Linked DNA regions of Homo sapiens: region 1 is linked to region 2. A link is an interaction called in ENCODE POLR2A ChIA-PET data of the cell type or tissue named here. Cell type or tissue: GM12878. All regions are shown on one strand.

Region 1 (8,000 bases), 690 kb before region 2:
CCCAGGCTGGGCGGCAGGGCAGAGGGGCTCCTCGCATCCCAGATGATGGGCGGCCAGGCAGAGACGCTCCTCGCTTCCCAGATGGGGTGGCAGCCGGGCAGAGGCTGCAATCTCGGCACTTTGGGAGGCCAGGGCAGGAGGCTGGGAGGTGGAGGCTGTAGCGAGCCCAGATCATGCCACTGCACTCCAGCAAAGACCAGTCAGGCGTGGCGGCACGCGCCTGCAGTCCCGGGCGATCGGCAGGCTGAGGCAGGAGAGTCGGGCAGGGAGGTTGCAGTGAGCCGAGATGGCGGCAGTGCAGTCCAACCTCGGCTCGGCTTCAGAGGGAGACCATGGAGAGAGGGAAGGGGAGGGGGAGGGGGAGGGGGAGGGGAGGGGGAGGGGAGGGGGAGAGGGAGAGGGAGAGGGACGGAACCTGAAGTTCTAGAGTGATGCAGGAGTTACCCCTGCAAGGATGGTTATGTAAAAATGTCAAAAATAAATGGAACCTGAATGGAAAAAAAAAAAAAAAGTACAAGTTATTTTTCACAGGGGAATAGGAACCACACAGACCCACCCAATCTGGTTTCTTATCTGAAGTTAATTCCAAATGACTGTGCTCTGTAATTTAAAATTCATCTTGAAGTGAAAATTACATTTTCCACCAAATCCTTTCATTACTGCTATCCACATTGGTCATACCCCCACATCCTTCCAGTACTCTGGTAATTGGTGGAATGTGTTTTTTTGGTCTCTACTACATTTCTTGACAATCATCCCGGATTATTTCAAATTCCACGAAAAGAACCCATTCAATGCCCTGGCTTCAGAGATCCTCAACCACTTCAATTCCAATTAGTTTTTCACATTCCCATTTCACATAAGCAGCCTACTTCCACAGCCATTCCCAAGTTGAAATATTCTCTTTCAGAAATCCAATATTCCTTTCTTAGGTCACAATTTGGAAGCACTATTTATTACACAAGTAACATATGAACATATTCTAGGTGTACAGGATGAGTTCTTTCACCATTACTTCCAAAACTTCCACTGTCCTTCCCAAAAATGACCATTGAAAAAACTTTTTGCATACATTCCACTCACTTTCTGTTTCATATACATATAATGCAGGGTTCCCCAGTGCCTGGGCCACAGACCAGTACCCGTCCATGGCCTGTTAGGAACCAGGCCACACAGCAGGAGGAGAGTTGTGGTCGAGTGACCAAAGCTTCATCTGTATTTACAGCTTCTCCCCACTGCTCACGTTACCACCTGAATTCTGCCTCCTGTCAGATCAGTGATGGCATTAGATTCTCATAAAAATGGAAACCCTATTGTTGCGGGAAGTCAGGGACCCCAAACGGAGGGACCGGCTGAAGCCACAGCAGAACATAAATTGTGAAGATTTCATGGACATTTATTAGTTCCCCAAATTAATACTTTTATAATTTCTTACGCCTGTTTTTACTGCAATCTCTGAACAGAAATTGTGAAGATTTCATGTACATTTATCACTTCCCCAATCAATACTCTTATAATTTCCTATGCCTGTCTTTAATCTCTTAATCCCGTCATCTTCATAAGCTGAGGATGTATGTTGCCTCAGGATCCTGTGATAATTGCATTATCTGCACAGATTGTTTGTAGAGCATGTGTGTTTGAACAATATGAAATCTGGACATCCAAAAGGAACAGGATGGCTGCGATTTTCAGGGAACAAGGGAGATAACCATTGGGCCTGACTGCCTGTGGGGCCGGACAGAACAGAGTCATGTTTCTCTTCTTACAAAAGCGAATAGGAGTAATACCGCTGAGTTATTTTTCTCAGCAAGGAACAGCCCTGAGAAAGAGAATGCATTCCCAGGGGGAGGTCTCTAAAATGGCCGCTCTGGGAGTGTGTGTCTTATATGGTTATAGATAAGGGATGAAATAAGCCCTGGTCTCCTGTAGCACCCCCAGGCTTATTAGGATTAGGAAATTCCTGCCTAGTAAATTTTAGTCAGATCGGTTGTCTGCTCTCAAACCCTGTCTCCTGATAAGATGTTATCAATGACAATGTGTGCCCAGTGGGACATGAAACTTCATCAGCAATTCTAATTTTGCCCTGGTCCTGTGACCTCACTCTGCCCCTATTTGCCTTGTGATATTTTATTGCTCTTGAAGCATGTGATCTCTGTGACCCACACCCTATTCGTACACCCCTCCCCTTTTGAAATCCATAATAAAAACTTGCTGGTTTTGCAACTCAGGGGGCATCACGGATCCTGCTGACATGTGATGTCTCCCCCGGACACCCAGCTTTAAAATTGCTCTCTTTTGTACTCTTTCCCTTTATTTCTCAGACCGGCTGACACTTAGGGAAAATAGAAAAGAACCTATGTTGAAATATTAGGGGCTGGTTCCCCTGATACCCTATTGTTGTTTTTTGTTTTGTTTTTTGTTTTTTTTTTTTGAGACAGAGTCTCGCTCTGTCGCCCAGGCTGGAGTGCAGTGGCATGGTCTCAGCTCTCTGCAAGCTCTGCCTCCTGAGTTCATGCCATTCTCCTGCCTCAGCCTCTGGAGTAGCTGGAACTACAGGCACCCGCCACCACGCCTGGCTAATTTTTTTGTATTTTTTTTTAGTACAGACAGGGTTTCACCATGTTAGCCAGGATGGTCTCGATCTCCTCACCTTGTGATCCACCCGCCTCAGCCTCCCAAAGTGCTGGGATTACAGGCGTGAGTCACCGTGCCCTGCCGGAAACCCTATTGTTAACCGAGCAAGCAAGGGATCTAGGTTGCACACTCCTTATGAGAATCTAATGCCTGATGATCTGACACTGTCTCTCATCACCCTAAGATGGGACTGTCTAGTTGCAGGAAAACAAGCTCAAGGCTCCCACTGATTCTACATTATGGTCAGTTGTATAATTATTTCATGAACCATATCCCCCACCCCCATCCATGGAAAAATTGTCTTCCACAAAACCGGTCCCTGGTGACAAAAAGGTTGCTCACTGCAACCTCCACCTCCCAGGTTCAAGCAATTCTCCTGCCTCAGCCTCCCAAATAGCTGGGATTACAGGCACATGCCACCAGGCCCAGCTAATTTTTGTATTTTTAGTAGAGACGGGGGTTTCACCATGTTGGCCAGGCTGGTCTCGAACTCCTGACCTCATGATCCGCCTGTCTCAGCCTCCCAAAGTGCTGGGATTACAGGCATGAACCACCGTGCCTGACCCTAGTACTCCTTTAATACATATTCCTAAACATGTTGGCTTAAAATATGCTCACTTAAATAAGATTCTGCCAAATTGCCTTCGCAAACCATCTTGCTAATTTACCAGGTTCCCAGCATCTTTGCCAAAACTTTATTTTTAAAGGTGGCTAATATAATGAAATTATTGACTTAATTAACTTTTTTTGAGACGGAGTCTTGATCTGTCACCCAGGCTGGAGTGCAGTGGTGCGATCTTGGCTCACTGAAACCTCTGCCTCCTAGGTTCAAGTGATTCTCCTGCCTCAGCCTCATGAGTAGCTGGGACTACAGGCTCCCGCCACAATGCCTGGCTAATTTTTTTGTATTTTTAGTAGAGAAGGGGTTTCACCATATTGGCCAGGCTGGTCTTGAACTCCCGACCTCAGATGATCTGCCTGCCTTGGCCTCCCAAAGTGCTGGGATTACAGGCATGAGCCACTTTTTTTTTTTTTTTTTAGACAGGGTCTTGCTCTGTCTCCCAGGCTGCAGTACAGTGGAGTGATTACGGCTCACTGCAGCCTTCGCCTCCTGGGTTCAAGTAGTTCTTGAACTAGAACCTCCCAGGCTCAAGTAATCCTCCCACCTCTGCCTCCCGAGTAGCTGGGACCAGTCATATGCACACACCATCAGGCCCTGCTAATTTTTGTAAAGACAGGGTTTTGGCTGGGCATGGTGGCTCACGCCTGTAATTCCAGCACTTTGGGAGGCTGAGGTGGGCGGATCACAAGGTCAAGAGATCGAGACCATCCTGACAAACATGGTGAAACCCCGTCTCTACTAAAAATACAAAAAATTAGCTGGGCATGGTGGTGTGTGCCTGTAGTCCCAGCTACTTGGGAGGCTGAGGCAGGAGAATCGCTTGAAACCACCATAAGGTGGAGGTTGCAGTGAGCCAAGATCATGTCACTGCACTCCAGCCTGGGCAATGAGAGCGAAACTCTGTCTCAAAAAAAAAAAAAAAGGGGGGGTTTCAACATATTGCCCATGGCTACCTTCAAGTCTGGTGGTGGGACGGGGGTAGCTCAAGCAATCCATCTTCCTTGGCCTTCCAAAGTGTTGAGATGACAGGCATGAGCCACCACGCTCAGCTCTAATGGCTAGTAAGATGGAATATTTTCATGTTTGTTGGTCAGTTGTATATCTTCAGTTAATTACTTGTTTCCATCTTTTGTCAATTTTTTCCTTTTGGCTTGTCATGATTAAGTGTTCTTCAAATGCTTTGTTAAGCATGTTGTAAATGTTTTCTTCTAATGTTATCTTTTAATTTAGTGGTATGTTTTGACCTATTATTTATTTATTTTTTATTTTTTTGAGACGGAGTCTCGCTCTGTCACCCAGGCTGGAATGCAGTGGCACTATCTAGGCTCACTGCAAGCTCCACCTCCTGGGTTCACACCATTCTCCGGCCTCAGCCTCCCGAGTAGCTGGGACTACAGGTGCTCGCCACCACGCCCGGCTAATATTTTGTATTTTTAGTAGAGACGGGGTTTCACCATGTTAGCCAGGATGGTCTCGATCTCCTGACCTCGTAACCCACCTGTCTCGGCCTCCCAAAGTTCTGGGATTACAGGCATGAGCCACTGCGCCTGGCCTGTTAATTTTTATTATTATTATTTTTTGAGATGGAGTCTCACTCTGTTGCCCAGGCTGGAGTGCAGAAGCGCAGTTTCGGCTCACCACAACCTCTGCCTCCTGGGTTCAAGCAATTCTCCTGCCTCAGCCTCCCAAGTAGATGGGACTACAGGCATGCAGCACCATGCATGGCTAATTTTTGTATTTTTAGTAGAGACGGGGTTTCACTATGTTGGCCAGGCTGGTCTTGAACTCCTGACCTCGTTATCTGCCCGCCTCGGCCACCCAAAGTGCTGGGATTATAGGCATGAGCCACCTCACCCAGGCTTATTTATTTATTTATTTATTTATTTGTGAGACAATGTCTTGCTCTTTTGCCCAAACTGGAATGCAGTGGTGGGATCTCGGCTCACTGCAATCTCCACCTCCCTGGTTCAAATGATTCTCCTGCCTCAGCCTCCCGAGTAGCTGGGATAACAGGTGCCCACTACCATCCCCGGCTAATTTTTGTATTTTTAGTAGAGATGGGGTTTCATCCTGTTGGGCAGGCTGGTCTCAAACTCCTGACCTCAAGTGATCCACCTGCCTTGGCCTCCCAAAGTGCTGGGATTACAGGCATAAACCACCTCGCCAGGCGACTTTTCTGAGATGGAGTCTCACTCTGTTGTCCAGACTGGAGTATGGTGGCACGATCTCAGATCACTGCAACCTCTACCCTCTGGGTTCACATGATTCTCATGCCTCAGACTCCCGAGTAGCTGGGATTACAGGTTTGTGCCACCATGCCAGGCTAATTTTTTGTTTTTAGTAGAGAGGGGGTTTTACCATATTGTCCAGGCTGGTCTGGAATTCCTGGGCTCTAGCAATCCACCTGCCTTGGCTTCCCAAAGTGCTGGGATTACAGGCGTGAGGTACTGTGCCTGGCACATTGACCTATGTAATTTTTGATGTTAATTTTCTCTGTAGTATCCAAATTTATCATGCTTGGATTTCCCCATATCATCTTAGGCAAGTAAGAATTTGGTTAATGAATCATCAGTGGACCTGAAACCACCTACGTCAGTATCATCAAACTCTGCACTATCTAATATGGTAGTAACTAACCATATAGGATTATTTAAAAATTTTTGTTTTGTTTTTTGAGACAGGGTCTCTGTCACCCAGATTGGAGTTCAGTGGCATGATCTCAGCTCACTACAATCTCTGTCTCCCAGGCTCAAGGATCCTCCCACCTCAGCCTCTAGAGTAGCTGGGATCACAGGCATGCACCACCACACCATGGTTTTTTTTTTTTTTTTTTTTTTGTAGAGATGGGGTTTCACCATATTGCCCAGGCTGGTCTCCCTCCTGAGCTCAGGCCTTGGCTTCCCAAAGAGTTGGGATTACAGGTGTGAGCCATGGTGCCCAAACTGGATTATTTAAATTTAGTAAGATTTAATGTAATGGTTTTTTTTTTTTTTTTGAGACGGAGTCATGCTATGTTGCCCAGGGTGCAGTGGCACGATCTCTTTTCACCAAAACCTCTGCCTGCCGGGTCCAAGCGACTCCTCTGCCTCAGCCTCCCGAGCAGCTGGGACCACAGGTGCACACCACCACGCCCAGCTAATTTTTGTATTTTTAGTAGAGACAGGGTTTTGCCATATTGGCCAGGCTGGTGTCGAACTCCTGACCTCGTGATCTGCCCACCTTGGCCTCCCAAAGTGCTGGGATTATAGGCGTGAGCCACCGCACCTGGCCTGTAATGATTTTTATTTAAAAATCATTTCTTAATTGCACTAGCTTTTCAGGTCCTCAGTAGCTCTATTTGGCTAGTAGTTACCTATCGGACACTGGATATATGGAACATTTCCTTCATCACAAAACATCACACTGCACATGGCTATCTCAGTAGGACCAACCGAATGAGAACCTACGTTTTAGATCCAAAACAGTAATGAGACTTTGGCATACATCAGAATCACCCGGAGAGGCTTGACAGATCACTTGACCCCACCTCCAAAGTTTCTGATTTAGTAGGTCTATTTGGGGGCCAGAATTTGTATTTCTAATGAGTTCCTAGGCAAAACTAATCCTGCTAGTCTGGGGATCACATTTTAGGAATCACTGGTTTCTAGTTATCAATAATATTCCAAATCCCTGGCCCCACATGGACAAGCTTATCTCAGAGATAAGACCTAGGAATCCACATTATCACAAAAAACTCCATGATTTTGATTGTTTGAGAATAGGTTCAAGATGAATCACAGCGCAATAGAAATAGGGAAGTAACTAAAGCTATAAAGGCTAATTAGCTGTGAGGCCAGAGAAGGAACAGTGGTTGAGGGGCAGTTAGACTGCATGACACTTAGTTGTAGTATAAGCAGCTTTGCAGTTCTTTCACTCATGATGATGAGATACATAATGGGAATGGGTTGCTAAGTACTCAACTGAAGGCCATTGGATTTGAGATTAAGAAATTTAGGATTGGGGCTGGGCAGGGTAGCTCACGCCTGTAATCCCAGCACTTTGGGAGGCCAAGGTGGGCAGATCACCTGAGGTCGGGAGTTTGAGACCAGCCCGACCCACACAGAGAAACCCCATCTCTACTAAAAATACAATATTAGCTGGGCTTGGTGGCGCATGCCTATAATCCCAGCTACTTGGGAAGGCTGAGGCAGGAGAATCTCTTGAACCTGGGAGATGGAGGTTGCAGTGAGCTGAGATTACGCCACTGCACTCCAGCCTGGGCAACAAGAGCAAAACTCCGTCTCAAAAAAAAAAAAAAAAAAGAAAAGAAAAGAAATTCAGGATTGGCCTGGCACAATGGCTCAATCCTGTAATCCCAGCACTTTGGGAGGCTGAGGTGGGTGGATCACTTGAGGTCAGGCGTTTGAGACCAGCTTGGCCAACCAGGTGAAACCCCATCTCTACTAAAAATACAAAAATTAGCCAGGAGTGGTGGCACATGGCTGTAATCCCAGCTACTCAGAGAGCTGAGGCAGAAGGATCGCTTGAACCTGGGAAACAGGCTGCAGTGAGCCGAGATCATGCCTCCATGTCAAAAAGTGACTCCGTGTCTAAATAAATAAATAAATAAATAATTTAGGAGTGAGTTCTGGATAAGTTCTTCACATGAACAATGAAATTACCCAGACTGACAATACAACTTGCGAACAAATGATTTGTCACTTTAGACTATCTGGGAAGAGCAAAGCAAGCCTGGCAATATCAT
Region 2 (8,000 bases):
GCCGGGTGCAGTGGCTCACGCCTGTAATCTCAGCTCTTTGTGAGGCTGAGATGGGCGGATCACCTGAGGTCAGGAGTTCAAGACCAGCCTGACCAACATGGAGAAACCCTGTCTCTACTAAAAATACAAAATTATCCGGGCATGGTGGCGCATGCCTGTACTCCCAGCTACTCAGAAGGCTGAGGCAGGAGAATTGCTTGAACCCGGGAGGCAGAGGTTGCGGTGAGCCAAGATCGCACCATTGCACTCCAGTCTGGGCAACAAGAGCAAAGCTCCATCTCAAAAACAAAAACAAAAACAAAAACAACACGCACAATTATAGAGAAGAAAACAAACAAACAAAAATACCCATGATCAACAACTCAGAGATAACTGCTATTAACAACATGATGTTTTGAGATATCTCTTTCTAAACTTTGTTTCCATATTAGTACAGAATTTGTATCCATATTGGTTGGATATGTTCAAGTGATCCTCCTGCCTCAGCCTCCCGAGTAACTGGGACTACAGGCGTGAGCCACCACGCCCAGCTAATTTATTTGCATTTTTGGTAGAGACGAGGTTTCACCATATAGCCCAGGCTGGTCTCGAACCCCAGACCTCAAGTGATCCACCCACCCTGGCCTCCCAAAGTAACATGCTGGGCTTACAAGTGTGAGCCACAATGCCTGGTCCTGATGTTCATTTTAAAAACTCAATCTCGTACATGGCTTGAAAATCTCTTATGGCTTCCTCAAAAATTACATGTGATCTGAAGACACAAATAGTACATCCCCCTGCCATTTTTTTTTTTTCAAAGGGAGAGAGAGAGAGAGAGATAGGGTCTCATTCTGCCACCTGGGCTGGACTCTATTTCTAAATATTAATAATAATGGCTAATGCTAAGTCTTTAAATGACCAGGAACTGTCTTAAAAGATTTATTATGTATATATTAACTCTTTTAATCCTCAAAACAACCCTAGGAAGTGGGTACTAATTATTGTCTTCGTTTTACAAATGTGTGTGCATGTGTGTGTCTTTTTAAAAGGCAGAGTCTTGCTCCGTTGCCCAGGCTGGAGTGCAGAGGTGTGATCTCGGTTCACTGCAACCTCTGCCCAGTAGCTGGGATTACAGGTGTTCGCCACCATACCCGGCTAAATTTTTTTGTAGTTTTAGTAGAGACTGGGTTTCACCATGTTGGCCAGGCTGGTCTCAAACTCCTGACCTCAAGTGATCCATCCGCCTCAGCCTCCCAAGGTGCTGGGATTACAGGTGTAAGCCACTACGTCTGACCCATTTTACAAATGGAGACGTTAAATAATTTGGCCAAGGTCACAGAGCAGCAATTGGCAAAGCTGGGATTTGAATTCCAGGGGGCAAGCATTCAACCAGTAAGTTTTTTCTAAAGAGAAGCTCTTGGCAGATGTGGTGGCTCATGACTGTAATTCCAGCACTTTGGGAGGCCGGTGGGTGGATCACGAGGTCAGAAGTTCAAGACCAACCTGGCCAACATGGTGAAACCCCATCTGTACTAAAAATACAAAAATTAGCTGGATGTGGTGGCATGCACCTGTAATGCCAGCTACTTGGGAGGCTGAGGCAGGAGAACTGCTTGAACCCGGGAGGTGGAAGTTGCAGTGAGCCAAGATCATGCCACTGCAGTCCAGCCTGGGTGACAGAGAAAGACTCCATCTAAAAAAAAAAAAAAGAGAGAGAGAGAAGGAGAAGCTGTTAACAGTGAGAGCTGTTAAGGGAGTGGGCTAGGAGAGGAAGATATCAGAGAGAAGAGAATTAAGTAGGTATAGTAACTTTTAGGCACAGTAGTGTCCTTCCAACATATATATCACATTTTTAATTATCCCAAACGGGGTGATGCTAAAAACAACCATTTATAAAAGTTGTTCTTGATCTTTCCTTCTTCCAAAAACAAAAAACAAAAAAAGTAGGGAGAAAAGGGGATAAAAAGAAACAGAAATCTTACTTCTCTAACATCTTTCAATAGCTTTTCTTTTTCCTTGACCTCTTCCAAAACCTTGATGGTTAGAAAATAAAAGATTTCAAAAGAAGGCACTCCCAGTTGAAATAAAAAGAACTTTTGGCAATTTTTCCCTTGGTAATGACAAACATTTAAGAAAGACTTTAGGTCTATCTTATCTACCCTCAAATGAAAGGAAAACCAAGTAAACAAAACCGTCATCTTTTAATTTCACAGCAGTTTTCTTCCCCCTCAAAGGCTATTCCTGTCCTAGTTGCAGACAGGGAACTGCTCCCAGTGACGTCAGAGCAGTCTCCCAGCAACGATTAATGAGGGTTGTCCACCACAGGGGTTTCCTGAAAAGCTAGCAAGAAATTATCCACAAATTTGCTGCAATATCAAGATGCAAGGATGTGGTGGAATTTCCCTTAACCCTTATAGCTCCTGTCTCTGGCAAACATCTAAATAGGTTATTCTTCTAGAATTCTCTCCATTTGCCCTAGGATTATCTTCCTTTTTCTCCTCCTACCACACCCCACCCCCCAAAAATAGATTGTGTTGGTCTGAAACATTTATGGCTGTAATAAATATTAATATAATTGAACTATCATAGAAAAATAAGAATACCTAATGTAAGCTGAGAAGCAGACATTATTACTCTTTTCACTTCACACAAAGAATTCAGAGTAAATGAAAGCACAGAACAGAAGAGAAAATAAAGACAGAAAATAAACCAGCATATTTTTAAAGGTACTTTTCCACATATGTTACCTAAACACACATTGACAGATAGGTAAACCCTTAATTTTCCTAGGCTCTAGTTTACTGAGTTTTTCAAACTGACCTCTGCAGCCCTCTAGAAATCAGCGGTATTAAAATGGAATTGCATGAAAAGCGACTGGAAGCCCAGATACTCAATCCAAAAAAAAAAAAAATGGGTTGGGCTGTTATGCTCACACCTAAGAGTATATATAACAATTTCTTCCTAAAGCTTCGCTTTAGCTACATACATCAAAATTAGAATTTTGTTCTAAACTACAATGTCAAGGAATTTTACATAACTACCTATTTTTTAGGTCTGAGAAACAGTGTACAAACTGTCTGTGCAAATAAGGCAGAAAAATTCCAAATCCAAAACTCAACCAAAATTATTCATGGATCCTGGTTCCAGAAACCTGCTCATGAGTTCTTTATCTTTCCTTATTTAGAAAACGTAATTAGGTAAAATTAACAGCAGGACATATAGGGTTAATTCAGGCACCCTGCTTCAGCAATTCTGACTTCGGTCTGACCCTATTTTAAAAGGAAACAAACAAAATTATAGCACCTTTAAAACATCCCACTTTGGCTTCAGCTCTATTCAATGGCACCCAGTTACCAACATCAAGTCACAGAAGGAAGAACGCACCGCTTCAGATGGATTTTTCTTCTTCCTTCTCTCCGTCCCCTCCCTCTCAGAAGAAAAAGACTGCAAACAAAATCACTACGTCACTGGAGGTAGAGGGAATCCCATCTCTGCACTCTTTAGAAGCCAAGGCCAGCAAATAAAAACAAGCCAATTATAAGAAAAAGTAATACAAAATAAGAATAAATAAACCCAGAAGAAATCCATGTGACAATCTCAACACATCAAAAGGCATTTTTTAGTAAAAAGGTTTTAACAAATGCCTCCTAGGATGTTCATAATCAAAAAATCTCCCCAGACATAGCAAAGGCTTATCACATTTAAAGACTAGGGGATAGTTACGTAAAGATATAGGACAGACAGGCACATTCACCAGCCAGGTGCGGATAGCTGGGTAATGACACAGTGAAGGATATTTATAGGGGAATCCCTGCTTCCTGCAATGTGCGTCAACAGCATCACCAAAGAGAACAGAAATCACCACTGTTCTCATAAGCTGCATCTGAATGAAGCATTGCTTGAAATAGTCATGGAAGAGGTAAAATCTGAATAGTGTAAAAGTTCTAGCAAACCTAATTTTTATAATATTTTAAAGATAAAAAACAGCAAATGAAAATGCCTAAAACACCTTCACAAAACTTAGCACTTCAAAATTCTCTAATTTCCCTAGTGTGTACTATACAGTTAAATCAGCCAAGATAGAAAAATATCTTTATAGCTTCTTTCTACCCAGTCTGTGGAGTTCAAGGACTTTTATATAAAAAAAGAAAATTATCCAAAACTCACCCCAGATGGATCTGTACTTACACCAACAGCGAGCTCACATTATTAATGGAGACTTCATTGTAAAGATCTGTTCTGCCGGAATTTTGCCGGAAGAAATTCCTTCTGGGAAACCTGTGCCTCTTCCCCCACCCACAGCCCTCTCCCGCCCCCTTCACCCTTGAATGAAATGATACTGATCCTTGCTGCTGGAGCTCCAGCTAACTAACTGCTCTGACAAGCAGCTCTGAAGCCGACCATGGCCCAGCTGTTCAGAGAGATATCATCCAGAGCTCTGCCAACAGTCACACTGGCACATACACTCACAGACACAGACACAGGCACACACAGACACACACACACACACACACAGAGGCTGTAAGAGCACCCCCTCCCACCTCCTCTTCTCGCTCTCATTCAAGTACTTCAGTGGCACGCCTGCCTCCACACTGCTCTGAGGATAGCTTTTAAAGACACAGCAGCAGCTCCTTTCTGCTACATATGTCGAAATACCAAAATAGTCTCTTTAGTGAATAACAAGTTGGAAATATGTATTGAATTAAAAGCTCACCTTTAAATTTACCTTACCTTTTTCTCACCTGCAAAATAACTGAGGTCAGGGATATGATCTTTGCCTAAAAGCTACTGGGCTGGACTTTAGAAATGTAAAATTAAGACCAAACCTTGTTATAGAGAATTTTCTTGCCAGCGAGCTATATTTAGTAAAATTGTTTTTCATTTTGGGGCAGAAGGCAGACAGCACAGGATACCAGTAGCTATCTATTCCTCTTCCTATTATTTGCCCCCAAAGGAAGGGAAAAATACTTTGGCTATAAAATGAGGGAATAAGGAAACCATGAAGGCATCTTACTGACAGAACTGATGAAAAAGGATGGTAATGGAGAGTGTAAGTACAGGGATGACAATAAGTAGATTAAAATAAAGAAATTGGTACAAAGGAGACCAGGAAAGAAAAGTAATTATTTGAGAAAGTATACATGGCTCTGGAACGGCAAGCTTAGATATGACCCTCGGGTCTTAATTTTTTTTTTTTTTTTTTTTTGAGACGGAGTTTCACTCTTGTTGCCCAAGCTAGAGTCCAATGGCGCGATCTTGGCTCACCACAACCTCCGCCTCCCGGTTCAAGCGGTTCTCCTGCATCAGCCTCCCGAGTAGCTAGGATTACAGACATGCGCCACCAGGCCCAGCTAATTTTGTATTTTTAGTAGAGACAGGGTTTCTCCAGGCTGGTCAGGCTGGTCTCGAACTCCCGACCTCAGGTGATCTGCCTGCCTTGGCCTCCCAAAATGCTGGGATTACAGACGTGAGCCACCGAGCCTAGCCTCGGATCTTAATTTTTAAGAGCCCAAGGAAGGATAGTAATAATCTCTATTGCTCAGGAAGTAATGAACATTACAGGCAGTGCATGATCTGCAACAGCAAAAAATAATGTATAGCTATGGTCAAGGCATCCTGATGAAAACAATAAAACCTGTCACAAAAACACATCTATTTATTCATTCAGACAAATACTTGTCTGGTTGGGTTATTACTATGGACAGGAACTAAGATAAGCTCTAGGAATAAGAGATAGACTCATGAAGGGTCTTACAAAAGGTTAAAAAAAAAAAAAAAAAAAAAACAGGTTCTGGCTTTTACTCTGAGTGAGATGAGAAGCCTTAGGGGGTTGGAAGGCTGATCCCGCAGGGCCAAATCGACCACTGAAAGCAATCTAACTTTTACACTTCATGAGATGACAGGCCATTTGTGGTTTTTAAGCAGATGAATGACATGTTTTTGACCTTTATTTATTTCTTTGTTGCCCTGAAATTTTTACTTGAGAAATTTCTAACATAAAAAGAATTTGCAAAACCAGCACAACAATCACCTAGATACATATACAAACTTACGTATACACATATGTGCATGCATATATGTGCATATAAATTTTTTTCAGGTCTATTTGACATGCTTTCATGATGACTCTTCACACCTAAAACAATTCAGTACGTATCTCCTAACGTTAAGGTCATTCTGAACTATAAGAATAGCCATCAGCCAAATCTCAGATGAGTGGGTAGGTGATATACATGCAAGGCAGATCTAAATAGCAATGCAAAGCCTTCAAAAACTGAACAGACTTTGGAATCATCACTCACGAAAAGCTGCACGGAACTTGAAGTTGAACACAACCAGGTTGAATGTCTGCTAAAATTAAAGTCAATATTCACCACAGGATTTAAAGAAGACCCTGACATTCATGACATAATATTCAAATTTTCCAGGATACAATCTAAAATTTCCCAGCATATGAAGAATCAAGATAATTTGAATTTGTATAAGAAAAGAGATGAACAGTCAAAACAAGAAGATGATGCAAATGTTGAAATTAACAACCTCACATGACAAAAATATTCCAACAAGGTAGGACAAACATTCTTGAAACTAATGAAAAGACAGAATGTCTCAGCAAAGAAACAGAGGATATAAAGAAGAATCAAATGAAAATTTTAGAACTGGAAAATATAACAACCAGAACATAAAAACTCACTTGATGAGTTCAACAGCAGAACAGAAATGACAGGGGAAAGAGTCAATGAATTTGAAGTCAGATCAACAGAGGTATCAAATGTGAACACTGAATTTCAACACTAAAGGAAAAAAACTTCTCCTGTTTTTTTGTTTTTTGTTTTTTTTTTGAGATGGAGTTTTGCTCTTGTTGCCCAGGTTGGAGTGCAATGGTGCAATCTCAGCTCACCGCAACCTCCACCTTTCCACCTTCCTGGTTCAAGCGATTCTCCTGCCTCAGCCTCCAGAGTAGCTGGGATTACAGGCATGCACCACCATGTCCGGCTAATTTTGTATTTTTAGTAGATACTGGGTTTCTCCATGTTGGTCAGGCTGGTATCAAACTCCCGACCTCGGGTGATCTGCCTGCCTCGGGCTCCCAAAATGCTGGGATTACAGGCATGAGCCACTGCAACTGGCCTAAAAAAATTTCCTTATTGGGGGAAAAAAAAACCAGATCATCAAGGACCTGAGGAACAATACCAAAATGTCTAATATTCAGGACATTAGAGTCCCAGAAGGTGAGGAGAAAGAGTGTACTGAAATACTGAAAGAAATAATGGAAGCAAACTTCACAAGTTTGACAAAAGACATAAACCAACAGATTCAAGAAGCTCAGTAATTGCCCCAAACAGGATAAACACAAACAAATCCATGATAAACTCCTGGATTCATCATAACCTAACAGCTAAACACAAAAAGAGAAAAAATCTTGAAGGCAACCAAAATGAAATGATGCATTCGTTATTAAGGCAATAATGATTCAAATGGCTTCATATTTCTTTTATACACACACACACACACACACACACACACACACACACACACACACATATATTAAGAGACAGGTCTTGCTTTAGCATCAGGCTGGAGTGCAGTGGCAGGATTGCAGCTCACTGCAGCGTTGAACTTCTGGGCTCAAGCAATCCTCCTGCCTCCTGGTTCTGGCTCTCAGGTAGCTGGGACTACAGGCATGTGCCCCCATGCCCCCTAATCTATATTTATTTTATTTTTTTAGAGAAGAGTTCTTGCTATGTTGCCCAGGCTTCTCAACTCCTGGCCTCAAGCAATCCTCCCACTTCAGCCTCCCAAGTAACTGAGATTACAGGCACCAGCCACCATGCCTGGCAGCTTCATATTTCTTATCAAAAACCAGGAGAATGAGGGCTGGGTGCGGTGGCTCACGCCTGTAATCCCAGCACTTTGGTAGGCCAAGGCAGGCAGATCACCTGAGATCAGGAGTTCCAGACCAGGCTGGCCAACACGGTGAAACCCAACCTCTACCAAAAATACAAAAATTAGCCGGGCGT

Evidence for each region. ChIA-PET counts read pairs that join two places held together with the same protein. Peaks named below come from ENCODE experiments on the same cell type or tissue, not always from the same donor. Only the 100,000 strongest peaks of a DNase experiment are listed, where the experiment ranks them.
Region 1: POLR2A ChIA-PET joins it to region 2 with 8 read pairs; 2 of 35 experiments call an interaction of 5 or more read pairs at or near these places.

What each region holds. Positions count from the first base shown.
Region 1 is chr12:56,652,092-56,660,091 of GRCh38, forward strand. No RefSeq gene overlaps it. Among named protein-coding and RNA genes, the nearest start is that of ATP5F1B, 10 kb to the left of the region's middle. RefSeq lists an enhancer at 5,876-5,925. In GM12878, no CTCF peak of the experiment used is centred here; a DNase peak (open chromatin) is centred at 7,090; H3K27ac peaks cover 1,413 bases.
Region 2 is chr12:57,338,023-57,346,022 of GRCh38, forward strand. All of the region lies in intron 2 of R3HDM2 (R3H domain containing 2), which reads right to left. Among named protein-coding and RNA genes, the nearest start is that of R3HDM2, 89 kb to the right of the region's middle. In GM12878, no CTCF peak of the experiment used is centred here; no DNase peak of the experiment used is centred here; H3K27ac peaks cover 288 bases.